2 separate regions of the Homo sapiens genome follow, and region 1 is linked to region 2. The links are chromatin contacts, found by Hi-C or POLR2A ChIA-PET in ENCODE. All regions are on one chromosome and are shown on one strand. Each heading gives the region's core, a stretch centred on a gene start or an enhancer-like site at or near the end of the contact. The rest is flanking DNA. Distances are from core to core; before and after follow the strand shown. Region 1 overlaps MIER1 (MIER1 transcriptional regulator). Region 2 overlaps IL12RB2 (interleukin 12 receptor subunit beta 2).

The links. A loop is a pair of places that touch in the nucleus more often than their neighbours do. ChIA-PET counts read pairs that join two places held with the same protein, here RNA polymerase II (POLR2A). Pooled maps may share reads with other maps.
Region 1: a loop to region 2 is called in a map of GM12878, with 2.5 times the contacts of the local background. The contact joins two enhancer-like sites. A Hi-C loop is called at or near these places in 1 of 168 maps with a recorded cell type or tissue (GM12878), 27 of 37 single-sample maps with no recorded cell type and 14 of 50 pooled maps. POLR2A ChIA-PET finds 5 or more read pairs at or near these places in 1 of 52 experiments (activated naive CD4-positive, alpha-beta T cell).

What each region holds. Positions count from the first base shown.
Region 1 is chr1:66,977,664-66,984,104 of GRCh38, forward strand. MIER1 (MIER1 transcriptional regulator) reads left to right here. Exons shown (of 14, transcript NM_001077700.3): 13 at 4,116-4,255. It also overlaps a transcript of SLC35D1 not described here. Among named protein-coding and RNA genes, the nearest start is that of MIER1, 56 kb to the left of the region's middle. Within about 2 kb of position 4,193, at least 9 of the 41 ENCODE cell types and tissues checked have a DNase peak (open chromatin) inside an H3K27ac peak, as active enhancers do.
Region 2 is chr1:67,329,331-67,336,169 of GRCh38, forward strand. It overlaps IL12RB2 (interleukin 12 receptor subunit beta 2), which reads left to right. Exons shown (of 17, transcript NM_001374259.2): 7 at 257-399; 8 at 1,330-1,480. Among named protein-coding and RNA genes, the nearest start is that of IL12RB2, 25 kb to the left of the region's middle. Within about 2 kb of position 3,866, at least 4 of the 41 ENCODE cell types and tissues checked have a DNase peak (open chromatin) inside an H3K27ac peak, as active enhancers do.

The DNA of each region.
Region 1 (6,441 bases), core at 2,943-5,442, 350 kb before region 2:
CACTGGCAATTTGTTACTTAAACAGAAAAGAGTATTGAACCCCTTGTCTTTCATGAATTGCTTTAAAATGGTGATTAATTGTTATGATGGAATTAACTTTACAGTGCTATCCTTAATTATTCCCTAATGTTTACAGAATAAAAAAATAATGCAAAATAAAAAATAAAAATAAAAAAAAATTGACTTTGTCAATGTACTCCAGTAAAGATGTTCTTAAAGCTGACCAAATAATTACCTTCGAAAGATGTGCTTGGGCCAGGTGCGGTGGCTCACTCCTGTAATCCCAGCACTTTGGGAGGCTGAGGCGGGTGGATCACAAGGTCAGGAGTTTGAGACCAGCCTGACAAACATGGTGAAACCCCATATCTACTAAAAATACAAAAATTAGCTGATGTGGTGGTGCACGCCTATAGTCTCAGCTACTCGGGAGACTGAGGCAGAAGAATTGCTTGAACCCAGGAGGCGGAGGTTGCAGTGAGCCGAGATCAAACCACTGCACTCCAGCCTGGGCAACAGAGCGAAACTCCATCTCCAAAAAAAAAAAAAAAAGATGTGCTTGTATGTTTATTTGATCTTGCTCTTCAGACTCCTAAACTGCACTGTTTCTTGATCAAGTTCATTTATAGGTAGGTATCTCTGCTGGTCACTTCCTTAGAAGGTCAAATGCTCTAAAGCCCACAGTAAAACAATCTGAAAGAGAATAAATGGGTATGATTCACCCTTGGAAATCATGGGACAATGGAGTGTGTACATCATCCCCCATTATTCAAAGCTGGTGATTGCTAAAGTGGAATTTCATAAATAGCAGTATTGCAAATTTTATCTAATTGCTTAATGTTAAATTTATAGTTAATTTTTTTTCCATTGGTAGTATTCAAGCATAATAATATAGAATTAGATACAGCATCTAGTCTGCAGATATATCTTAAAATAGTCATGATTTTCAAGGTATTATATAGGGAAAAGCAATAGTAACATCTTTTATTTTTTTCAACCATTTCAGAAATAATGTTCACACGTGAGCTACATTCAGTCTGTAATCATCAGCAGTAACAACATAAGAATGGCCATGCTGGGTCAGACCCATGGTTCATCCAGTTTTCTCTTTCAGAAAGCATCACCAAAGTGTGGGCTGGCTTAGTTGGTCCTCTGTGATGTCAAGATCAACAGGTTAGGTAGGGATGTGCCACCAAATGTTCTAATTTCTCTATTGATCTCCCCATAGCTTCTGAAAACTTTTTGAAGATACTTTTATCTGTAACTTTAATGACTCTTAAGGTTAAATATTCTTTAGGTAGAGTGGCCACAGTTAAAAATAAACAATATCTTAATAGTGGTCACCTGGTATAATGGTATGACGTGAACTAATGTGTTTTTTCCCTTAGGCAGGAATACCATGGTTTTGTAGGCTTCAGTTGTAGCCCCACTGGGTTGTTTTTTTTTTATAAAGTTTATTTAACTGAAAGAATCATACTTTTTTACTGAGACTCTTCCCTTTTAGCTGTGTTATGTCTTCTGTAAGAAGCAGTGACCAAACTACATTTCTTTCCAGATGGGGATAAATTTTTCTGGTTTGCTTCCATTACCATCTCTTTCTGTTAATAGCTGCACTTTAAGTGACTTCATAAAACATTAAGCTAATGTGTTTAGAGAGAAATTTGAGTGAATTTTCTCATCCTTCTTTTTAGGTCAAAATCCATAATTCAGAGCACATTATCCTGAAAGTCATTTGTTCACCAGGATGAAACACATTTTCCCCTTTTCTGCCTACAAACAGCCTTTGAAAGATTCTGCTACACATTGTCCCTATTTACTACCTGGAAGAATTGGGAACCTTATTGGAGATTTCATTGTAGAATACTCAGCTTTCCAAATAATTTTTCCAAAAACTAAACATTAACTCAGCATAACTTTGATTACCTGAATGCTGCTTCAACTTTCTGGATGGTTTGTCTGATTCTGCCCTTTCCTGAATATTCTGGATGCTATTAATCTTTAGGAAACAATGATAATAATAATTACTATCCTTTCACAGAATTATGACTATATCCAGAAATTAAAAATAATTTTGATATCAACTCTTGTTTCCTTTGCCTTGGCTTTTTTTTTTTTTTTAAAGACGGAGTCTCAACCTGTTGCCCAGGCTGCTGGAGTACAGTGGCGCAATCTCGGCTCACTGCAACCTCCACCGCCCGGGTTGAAGTGATTCTACTGCCGCCGCCTCCCGAGTAGCTGGGATTACAGGCATGCGCCACCACACCCGGCTAATTTTGTATTTTTAGTAGAGACAGGGTTTCTCCATGTTGGTCAGGCTGGTCTCAAACTCCCAACCTCAGGTGATCCACCTGCCTCGGCCTCCCAAAGTGCTGGGATGACAGGCGTGAGCCACCACACCCGGCCTTGCTTTGGCTTTTAACTTCCTTCATATTATCCATTCCCACTATAACGTATTTATTTCCAACAATTCCTCATCATGTGTCTTCTGTTAGCCTTAGCACCTGAAGTCCCTTTGGGACTCACCACACTTATTTCTGTGTGCTTCAAATTTGTTATGTAATTTTTCTATAATTATGATGAGTAGCATAAAGCTGAAGAAGTCTTCAAGACCATCTAATTTAATTCTATATAGATTTATAGGTATTCAAGACCATCTAATTGAATTCCCTTCATTTATAGATGAGGAAAATAAGGCATAGAATGTAAATTGCATAGGTCATGGTCATATACATTTCTGAGATATGTATTAGTTTTATACCTCAGACTATTAGAAGTTTCTTGAAGTCAGGTATCACATCCCTATATTTGTTAAATCCCTATAACCTAGGAGACAGTGATGACCATATAGGTTGAGATAACTACAATTAATAGCATATTATAGACTATTAACACAGACTTTCAGAAAATTCCTCAGAGCTTCCACTGTTTCCTTCTTATTTACCCTGCTCACAAAATTCTAAGAGATTTGTCTTAATATTTCTATCATACTTATGCTGAAGGAATTTTAAGATAAATAACACAATTAGAATTTTATTGAGTTTCTTTCTGTTCTGTGCCTTGCACAACTTAGGTACCAGTGGTGCAGGTATAAACAAAGTAGACTAAAAATTCCTGACCTTGGGGAATTCTAGTGCAGTATCTAGTATCAGCAAACTTTTTCTGTAACAGGTAGAGAATAAATATTTTATGCTCTGTAGTAAGAAAGGACTTAATCACACTACTCAGTTGTGCAGTTGTTGCAGGAAAGCAGTCATAGACACTATGTAAACAAAGGTGTGTGGCTGGGTTCCAATAATACTTTATTTACAAAAAACAGATGGCCAGCCCACAGGCTATAGTTGGCTGACTTTTATTCTAGTGGTTTAGTAGCACTTTTTGGATTATGAAACATTTTTATGTACATATATAATACAATAACCATGTGTGTTAGACATATGATTTATCTACATTTTGTAGGTGATACACTAAACCTGAGAGAGACAAATCTCTATCCCAGATCTGCTCACCAATGTCACTTAACCACAGTTACGTAGTTCAGGAATGATTTAGAGAAGAAATGAGCTCACATACAATGAGAAAGTGACAGGATAAAACCAGCAGATAATCCCAGGAATTTAGTTAGCATCTTATAGCTCAGATCTGGCAGAAATATAATACCAAAAATATCCAGGAAGGTTTTAGGAGGTAATCAGTCCTTTTTGTTAGGCTCAAATTTGTCTTTTAGGTATCGCCTTTAGGAGCTTTAAAATTCAATCTATGTTTGTACAGAAATTCTTTTGTACTTTTACTAGACATCACCCCTATCACTTCAGTTAAGAGATCTTCCAGTTCTAGTTGGGCCACTCTGAGCACCTGCCTACAACTTTACAAGCTTTAAAATTTCCTATGGGTCTCTAAAATTTGTTACTTTAAAGCCGTTATGCATTTTTCCTATAAACATGTAACCAAAAGGAGCTTTTCATTTAAATATTCAGATCCTGGTATGATAGATGAAGCACTGGAATGAATGTTAAGTGAATATTAGGATATATTTGTTAAGAAAGCCTTCTGAATTTAACCTCAACTAATTTTTAATTTTCAGCTCTTTTTAATATAAAAATTGTTTTATTAATTTTAAGGGATTACATGGATCGTCTTCTAGACGAAAGTGAAAGTGCTGCATCTAGTCGAGCACCATCCCCTCCCCCAACTGCATCAAACAGTAGTAACAGCCAGTCTGAGAAAGAAGATGGCACTGTAAGCACTGCTAATCAAAATGGTAAGCAACCAGAGAAACATTTCTCTTTCTTCATAATAAGGGACACTTTCTTGCAGTGACTTGGGAAATTCCGTTTGGGTTTCTATTAAACTTCCAGAGCAGAAAGTAAAAAATGATAACACATGAGACAAACATAACATCAGCATACATATATACTAACAGAATACAAAGTGATTGGACATCACTAAAAAGTAATTTTAATAAAGCCTACTGTCAACAGTGACTATTTCTTGTAAGAAATTTGTTCTTTTTCAGTAGCATCTCTTTTCCTGTCTTGTCTAGTTGGGTTGATGCCTAGATACAAGTATTTATGTTAACTCTTAGGTCAAAACCCTGCAGTTTCACATGAGATATACAGATCATTGCAAAATACCTTGATGTAAGGTAACAAGTGCACTGTTTTGAATATTTAAGTTCTCTTTGATAGCATAATAACCTTGAATAATGAGAAAAGATAAAGCCGGTATCAACCTGTATATTAATATTCTACAGAAATATTTGTTTTTCTCTCCAAGAAAAAGAGAAGAAAAAGGCATACCAATTGTTTGAGGTTCAGATAGTGTTTCCGTTTAAAATATACAGTGGACCAGAGATCACTGTGCTGATCAGTAGTAAGAGCCAGAGAATTATTTTGATTTCTTCTTTGATTAAATGGTCTTTTTAAGTAAAAGAGTTCCAAGAAGAAAGTAATAAGCGCCACCCCCAGCTCCTCTGAGGAAACTGGTGATAGGAGAGTACCAGTGAAGAGCTGACTTCTTCCTGACAGAAACTGGAAGAGAAACACTGTGAAAGCCTTGATCCTCTTCTGACCTTTGGTCTCACATTGGTCCTGCTGGAGTGTATATGCTTAGTTCATTTCATGACCCCTCTCTGTTCCCTCACTACTTCTAGGAATAAACCAAACAAACAAAACTTAGGGCCCAGTAACTATGTCCTGGTCCAAGAAGGTTTATTGACTTGATGTCTAATGTTTGTCACGTCCATTCTGAAGTAGAATAAGATGCTGAGACTCTGACCTTGGGACTAACCGTATAGGCTCAAGGGAGGCAGACAGTTGGTACTACTATTGTTTTTCCTGTTTGTTCTTAACATATTAACACCAAATCATTTTCTTTTCCTTTTTAAGAAACTATTTGATGAGAACATGCTGTTAGGCTAGGAAAGTGTTCATAAGTTACTTATAAATTACTTGTAGCTCAAAAGCCACTCAACATTACGTACAGTCAAAACTGCCAGCTTTTTCAAAGGAAGGAAGGAACTTTTCATCCCAATGTTATATTACTTTTTTATATGGGGCTTTAATTAGTACTTTGAAATCTTACAGTTATTTTTGACCTAATCACAGTCGTCAGCTAGCTTTTTGGACTTGTTCCTACAGAATTGTTCTCTTCAATATATTATGATGCATAATCCCCATGTGCATTCATGATTTGAGTGCATTGAGTTGGTCAAAATAGAATATTTTCTTCTATCAGAATACAGTATTTGAGGCTCATCCTTTATGCCGAATATTTTTCAAGCAATTAAATTGTAATTATTCAGTGATGCACCCTATATTTTACTTCTTATCACCAAAATTTGCATTCCATTTTACAGTCAACTCTAAAATGAACTTTTGTTTTCTTTTATTAGAATAATTTTGCTTTTACTTTTCTCACCTACTATAGAATTTGTATTTACTTTTTAAGTAATTTGTATTTACTTAAGTAAATAATTTAGCACTTTCAAGTATATGCTTGGATAGTGCGGCATTAGTTTTTTAACATTATGACAGATTATTTAAGTCTACTTAGGTAAATAGTGTGTGATCATCTTTTTTTTCTTTTTGAGACAGAGTCTCGCTTTGTCGCCCAGGCTGGAATGCAGTGGCACAATCTCGGCTCACTGCAACCTCCGCCTCCTGGGTTCAAGTGATTCTGCTGCCTCAGCCTTCCGAGTAGCTGGGAGACGGTGCACGCCACCACTCCTGGCTAATTTTTGTATTTTTAGTAGAGACAAGTTTTCACCCTATTGGCCAGGCTGGTCTTGAACTCCTGACCTCATGATACACCCGCCTTGGCCTCCCAAAGTGCTGGGAATACAGGCGTGAGCCACTGCACCCAGCCTTGTGTGATCTTTTAAAGTACAGTTCCCATAGATTTACATTAAGAATAAAAAAGTCATGACATCTTGCTTTTATATGGCAG
Region 2 (6,839 bases), core at 2,616-5,115:
TAATGTTGGTAGTAGTTATTTGGTGAAAATGAGATTTGATTAAGGGGGATTATTTTAAAGATTCAGAAGTGAATCCAGCTTTTAAAAAAGTTCTTTCTTAAAGCCTGGAACTTTTCTCTTGTATATTTTACCAAATTTGATGGTTGTGCATCTCAGAACTGAGTTTTGTCAAACTCTTTATAGCTCATGCCAGTACATAAGACAATTGCTGATCACAGATCCTGAACCACACTTTTTTGTTTGTCCTGGTTACTAGTGAGGCCTCTTCCTCCGTGGGACATTAGAATCAAATTTCAAAAGGCTTCTGTGAGCAGATGTACCCTTTATTGGAGAGATGAGGGACTGGTACTGCTTAATCGACTCAGATATCGGCCCAGTAACAGCAGGCTCTGGAATATGGTAATTATCTTTAGAGTGAAGGAAAAAACACTGAAGCATTCTTAATATTGCTGCGCAGACCTCTGTCTTTTCATACAGCAAAAAATAGAGTTTAAGAATATTTATCCCAAAAGTACACACGAGAGAATTATCAGAAAGTCATGTATGCCTCTGTTGATTAAGAAATATCTTGAATTTTGATCTCTGATTCTGAAATTTTTAAAGCTTTTGTAAACCAATATTAATTTTCTATAGTTTATTTCTAACAGAGGATTCATTTCTCCTTATTATTTACCCTGTCCTGTTATTATTTTTTAGCATTTAAAAAAGATATTGAAAAGAGAAATATTAAGAAATGTCCACAGAGAGTTATATAGAATTTAATATTCCAAAGAAAAGGTCTACAATTTAATATAATATTAGGCATTGCATGTTTTAAAATAAAAGGTATAGGATTATGATTCTTTCCGGGATTGTTGTAAAATTCAATGGCTTATAATAACAAAGGATCAGTCCCACAGATAGCTGATATTCAAGAGAGTATAACTAATTAAAGGGTTTTTTTAAAAAAAAAAAAAGCCAGTGCTATGTTTGTGTTAAAACATTCATCACATCCTAATTGTAATCAAATAAAAAATAATCTCTAGTGTAGAAACTTTGTAGTTTTCAATCTTATTTTTCAGCTGGTTTCAGGATTCCCCTCGAGAACCTACATAGATGGGTTCTTAGTACCCAGAGATTTTGTTTTATTTTTAATGAGATGCTATCATTTCAGATTAATATCATATCTATTCGGTAAGACAGTCACTGATATTTCTTCTCATTTAATGGTAGGTCTGAAAAACAAATAAGATCAAATAGCCTGGGTTTTTTTTTTTTCATTTTATGTTAAAATTCCTTAAATTAGCAATCTAGTATTAATAGGCACTTTAAAAAAATGTCTGTTTCAAGGTTAATGTTACAAAGGCCAAAGGAAGACATGATTTGCTGGATCTGAAACCATTTACAGAATATGAATTTCAGATTTCCTCTAAGCTACATCTTTATAAGGGAAGTTGGAGTGATTGGAGTGAATCATTGAGAGCACAAACACCAGAAGAAGGTATATGTCCAAAATATACATACCTATCGGGGAGCAATAAAGGGGAGAGAGGGGGGAAGATGTAATGATTTCCTTGGAATAGAATCTTTAAACTACTGGTGCTGAATCAAAAAGCATGACTGCATTAGTTAACAAGTTAATTTTTATATTAACTTAAGTGCTGAAACTGTTCAAGGAAATATGTTTGTGTTGCAAGGAAATTTTTAACATTGGGTAAGTTCTACTCCTGTTTGCTATCAGTCATGTTGGTTATAATGCTTGGTTATAACTTATCTCTCTTACTATCTCAGTAACTTATTTCACAGAGCTATAACCAGTAATTAATCTCATTTCTTGTTAAAGCTTCATATGTTTTATATTTTTGATTCTATGAAAAGTAATGTGGCTCAATAAGCCATATGGAAAGCTTGAAAGAAAGTAGGCTCTGGAGACACATATTTCAAAATAAAATTTAGCATCCAGCAATCCTCTCTTGTCCAAATATTATAACACTGTACTTCAAGCCTTTGATATTTACTGCACAAATGAGAACCACCTGGCCACCCATAACTATGAAAAGGATATCAAATGTGTTTTTCAGTCTGATGAATTTTTCTTTTTTAGTAATTATTGGGAAGGGAATGTTATTGAAGTATAAGAAAATATTTTATTGAAGCAAAAATGCCTATGTAAACTTTATGCCAATATTAAATCTTTGGAGACACAAGAAATAGCCATCTGAATATTAGTTTTTAAAAGCACTCATTTAGGCCGGCATGGTCGCTCAGGCCTGTAATCCCAGCACATTGGGAGGCTGAGGTGGGCAGATCACGAGGTCAGGAGTTCGAGACCAGCCTGGCCAGCATGGTGAAATCCCATCTCTACCAAAAAGACAAGAAATTAGCCAAGCATCGTGGTGCGTGCCTGTAATCCCAGCCATTCGGGAGGCTAAGGCAGGAGAATCACTTGAACCCAGGAGGCAAAGGTTGCAATGAGCCAAGATTGTGCCACTGCAATCCAGCCTGGGCAACAGATCGAGACTGCATCTCATAAATAAATAAATAAATAAATAAATGCACTCATTTAGTGATATAGTAGAGAGTCTTTCATAATTTATATAAATTTGACTCAGAGAAAAACTTTTTGGCATATAATCCATTGTTCATTATCTGGAGCTTTTGTAACATTAACGTGCAAAATCTAAATTCTTATTTGTGAAATTTATGGATATGTGTGCATGTAAACTAGCCTCATAATTAAGTTGCATTTATTTTCTGTGAGCTACTAATGGCTTTTGATAACTGATGATCCTTAGCAATCATACATCAATGACATTCAAGGAACGGAAGGGCCTTTAGCAGAATATAATACCTAATATATGATTCATAGAATAATCTTATATTCTTCCTTACTTCTTGTATTAATTGCATTTTTTTTTTTTTTTGAGACAGAGTCTTGCTCTGTCACCCAGGCTGGAGTGCAGTGGCACAATCTCAGCTCAGTGCAACCTCTGCCTCCTGTGTTCCAGTGATTCTCCTGCCTCAGCCTCCCAAGTAGCAGGGATTACATGCATGCGCCACCATGCCCGGCTAATTTTTGTTATTTTCAGTAGAGACAGGTTTCACCATGTTGGCCAGGCTGGTCTCGAACTCTTGACCTCAGGTGATCCACCTGCCTCGGCCTCCCAAAGTGCTGGGATTACAGAATATATTTTAAAAATTGTCTAAAAGTGAATTTATCCAACAAATGATAATTTATTACCACTCATTTTATAATAAAATCTCTTAATGTTGAACCACTTGCCCTCTGGTTGTTACTTTTATAATCCAGAGCTTACTCATAATATCGTTTTATTATATATAGTCAAAGTAATTTTTTTAAAGACTATCTCATGAATTAGATTTTGTTTATATATGTGGTACAGATAAAACTTCTGAAAATGGGCTATATTTTATATCCAAGTTCAAGGTAGTAAGTAGTCTGAAAAATATTTAAGTTATATCACATTAAGCTAAACTATAAACTAGGGAAACTCTGGGCTTGTGAATTCTTGTCATTCTTACTCACATATGATAATGACCTAGTTAGAGATGTGTGAAAAGGTTTTTCTTTTCTTTTTTAAAAAGTGTTTGTCTTTTGAATTAAAATTCCTTCAAGGCAGCACAGTAACTTTCTTATTTCCTATAAAATAAACCACCATCATAACAATGAGTATAGCAACTCATTATGGTTATGAACTCATGGATGATTATGAATTGAACCTAGGAAGCTGGCTTATTCAGTCACTGAAGGTATTCATAAAGAGAGAAACCCATACTCTGAGATACACCACCTTTACCAAGCTCTGTTGGCTTCCTTTCTGTCTCTGAATCTCCCTTTTCTATGTTTGATTTTTCTGTGGGTTGTTGTAGGTCTTTTTTCTCTTACTCTAGGCTGCTTGGTTTTCACCCCTTACCCGCTGTTTCTGTCATCAGTTTCTTTATGAAACACCAACTGATGTAAACGTAAAAGGTGTGAATTTTTTTTAACACGTCTTCCTTTTAACCCTTTCAATGTGTACTCATATGTAACTTGGCATTTAAAAAAAATTAATAGTAAGCTTTTTTTTTTTTTTTTTTAGGTACTCTCTAAAACTGTGAATGACTCTACAACAGAGTCAGCCTTTTTGCAGCCTTTGCTTCTCAAAATTGAGAGAAATGTAACATCTCCGGGTGGATTGGTGTAGTTGTTTATATCATTTGAACAGTGGGTTAGGGCTTCCTTTACTCCATAGGGCCCTTTACTATGTCATTAAATTCAGCTCCTATCACTGAAAAACACTTTTTAAATGACCGAAAAGTAAGGGATAGGAGGAAAGAAACTACTTTGCTGTGTTTAAGAGAACAGTCTTGAAATCAGCATCCATCAAAGGCAGGCCTGATAGTGACACTGGGAAGAGAGCAGCCACATTTTCCTTGTAGTGGGAAAACATTCTTGAATTTGAGCTCAAGGTGTCCAGACATGCCTGAGAACATGCACAGGTATTGAGGGAAGGTGATCTCTCACCACTTAGAACACCCAGGAAGAGATGCCAAAATACTGATTAATCAGCTATTCCTTAGAGCTATGTTACCAATATGTCTCTGTCTGTTAATCCGCCATTTTAAAAAGTCTTATTTGCAGTTTGTGATCTTGCTCAACTCTATTACAGCTAACAAAGGAATCGTTGCATGTTCATTCGTACTTTGGAGGGGCAGAGTGGTAAAGGAGAAACCTTCCCCCATCATGGTGACAGCAAGGGTGAGGGGTGAATAATCCCTAAAGGGGGAGAAAATGAAGAGTTACCAGCTGCAGCCACCTCTTCCCACATTGAGAAGCTAGGAAATTCATGCACTCATTTGTAATTTAAAAATATTGCCAAGATAAGATAGGTGTGAACAATTAAATACTAGAGATTATTTTGGATAGCAAACATTTGATAACAGTCAAGCTTGGTGGATTGGCAAACATTTTCTCTACAGGTCCAGATAGTAATATTTTCAGCTTTGCGGATCATACGATCTGTCGCAACTGCTAAATGTGCTATTGTCACATGCAAGCTGCCATTGACAATACCTAAACAAACAGGCATGGCTGTGTTCCAACAAAACTTTATTTATGTATGCTGAAATTGGAATTTTATGTAATCTTCACATGTCACTAAAAAGGATTCTTCTTTTGTTTGTTTTGAGACGGAGTCTGGCTCTGTCACCCATGCTGGAGTGCAGTGGTGCGATCTCGGCTCACTGCAAGCTCCGCCTCCCGGGTTCACGCCATTCTCCTACCTCAGCCTCCCGAGTAGCTGGGACTACAGGCACCCCGCCACCACGCCCGGCTAATTTTTTGTATTTTTAGTAGAGACAGGGTTTCACCGTGTTAGCCAGGATGGTCTCGATCTCCTGACCTTGGGATCTGTCTGCCTCAGCCTCCCAAAGTTCTGGGATTACAGGCATGAGCCACCGCGCCCGGCCGGATTCTTCTTTTGATTTCTTTTCAACCATTATCAAAACCATTTTCTTACAGGATGTATTAAAACAGGCAGAGGGCCAGATTTGGCCCATGGGCCGTAGTTTGCTGACCCCTAAGCTAGCTATACTCGAAAGCATCATATTTGTGTCTTTTTGCTTGAGGCTTGAGAATGATTCTTTTCTCTTCTAAAGAGATTTATATCAGACACTTTCACTAACAGGAAAGTGTTATGTTTAAGATTCAGTAACAGTCCCTAAACCCTTCTCTCCTTCACTTGTTCTCCTCTAAGCTCAGCACCTATCTTGGAAGGAAGGAATGATAATTCAGAACTCTTTTCAAGAAGTTATATGAAGAAGAGCAGAGATATCAATCTTTTGTTGTTTTTGTTTTTAGGATCTGAGATAATACAGTGTATCTGCAAGGGGATGAAAAGAGTCCAGCAGAGAAGGAGAAATTAATGACACAGGGAAGGTGGGGATAATGACTGGAGAGATGTCTTTGATAAAGCAAGAGGGAGCGGGGTCCAGAACTCTAGCTAAAGAGTTGGACCGTGATGGAAGTAGGGATGATTCATCCACTGGGACATCATTAACAGTGCTGTGTTAGGGAATTGGTTGGGGGAGTTTGAACGTTTTCATGGTGGAAAAAGAAGGGAATTTCCATCTGATTTCTTCCTTTTGCTCGGTGAAGTCTGAGGCAAGGTCATCTCTTTTTCATATTGGTGGCTTCTTCCACTTTAACCCTACAGTTTTTTCCTTTACAGACAAAGTATTTTCATCTGACTTCCATTTCTCATATTTGTATGCTTAGTCATTTGTACCCATTTCTTTTGAAATCACTTGAACATACTGGCCTTTGGCTTTTTTTTTCTCATGTGCCTATAATAGTTTTATCTGTATTTGGCTAGATAACATTGAGGTTAGAACTTTTAGTGACTCTGTGACAGTTGAATGTCAAAGATTCTCCTCCCTATTAGCCCTTGTGTTGCTTTAAGCAGCAGTGATTTTACACCCCTGGTCATGAAATGTTACACTTTTTAGAGACTCATGCAGATTCAACTAATGATTTCTCTCCCATGAAGGTATACATTGCAGGTAGGCACCATTAACATTTCAGTTTACTTGCAATTTACCTTGTGAAAAGAATATAATTCTAGAATTTGATTCTTAGCTCTGTAATAATCTGTTAGGTTGTGGATTTTTAATGAGTCAGTGAGTGTCCCCTTTAGATTTCTTACCAATATGTAATTAACTGAAGACATGTACTGCTGTGGTACAAGTCAACTGGCTTTGACACTGAGCACACCCGGGTTTCCAAACCCTGATTTTACAAATGTCTGGATTATCTAGTTTGTGGAGTAGTCAGGTCTTGGTCAATGTAGTGAACTGTAATG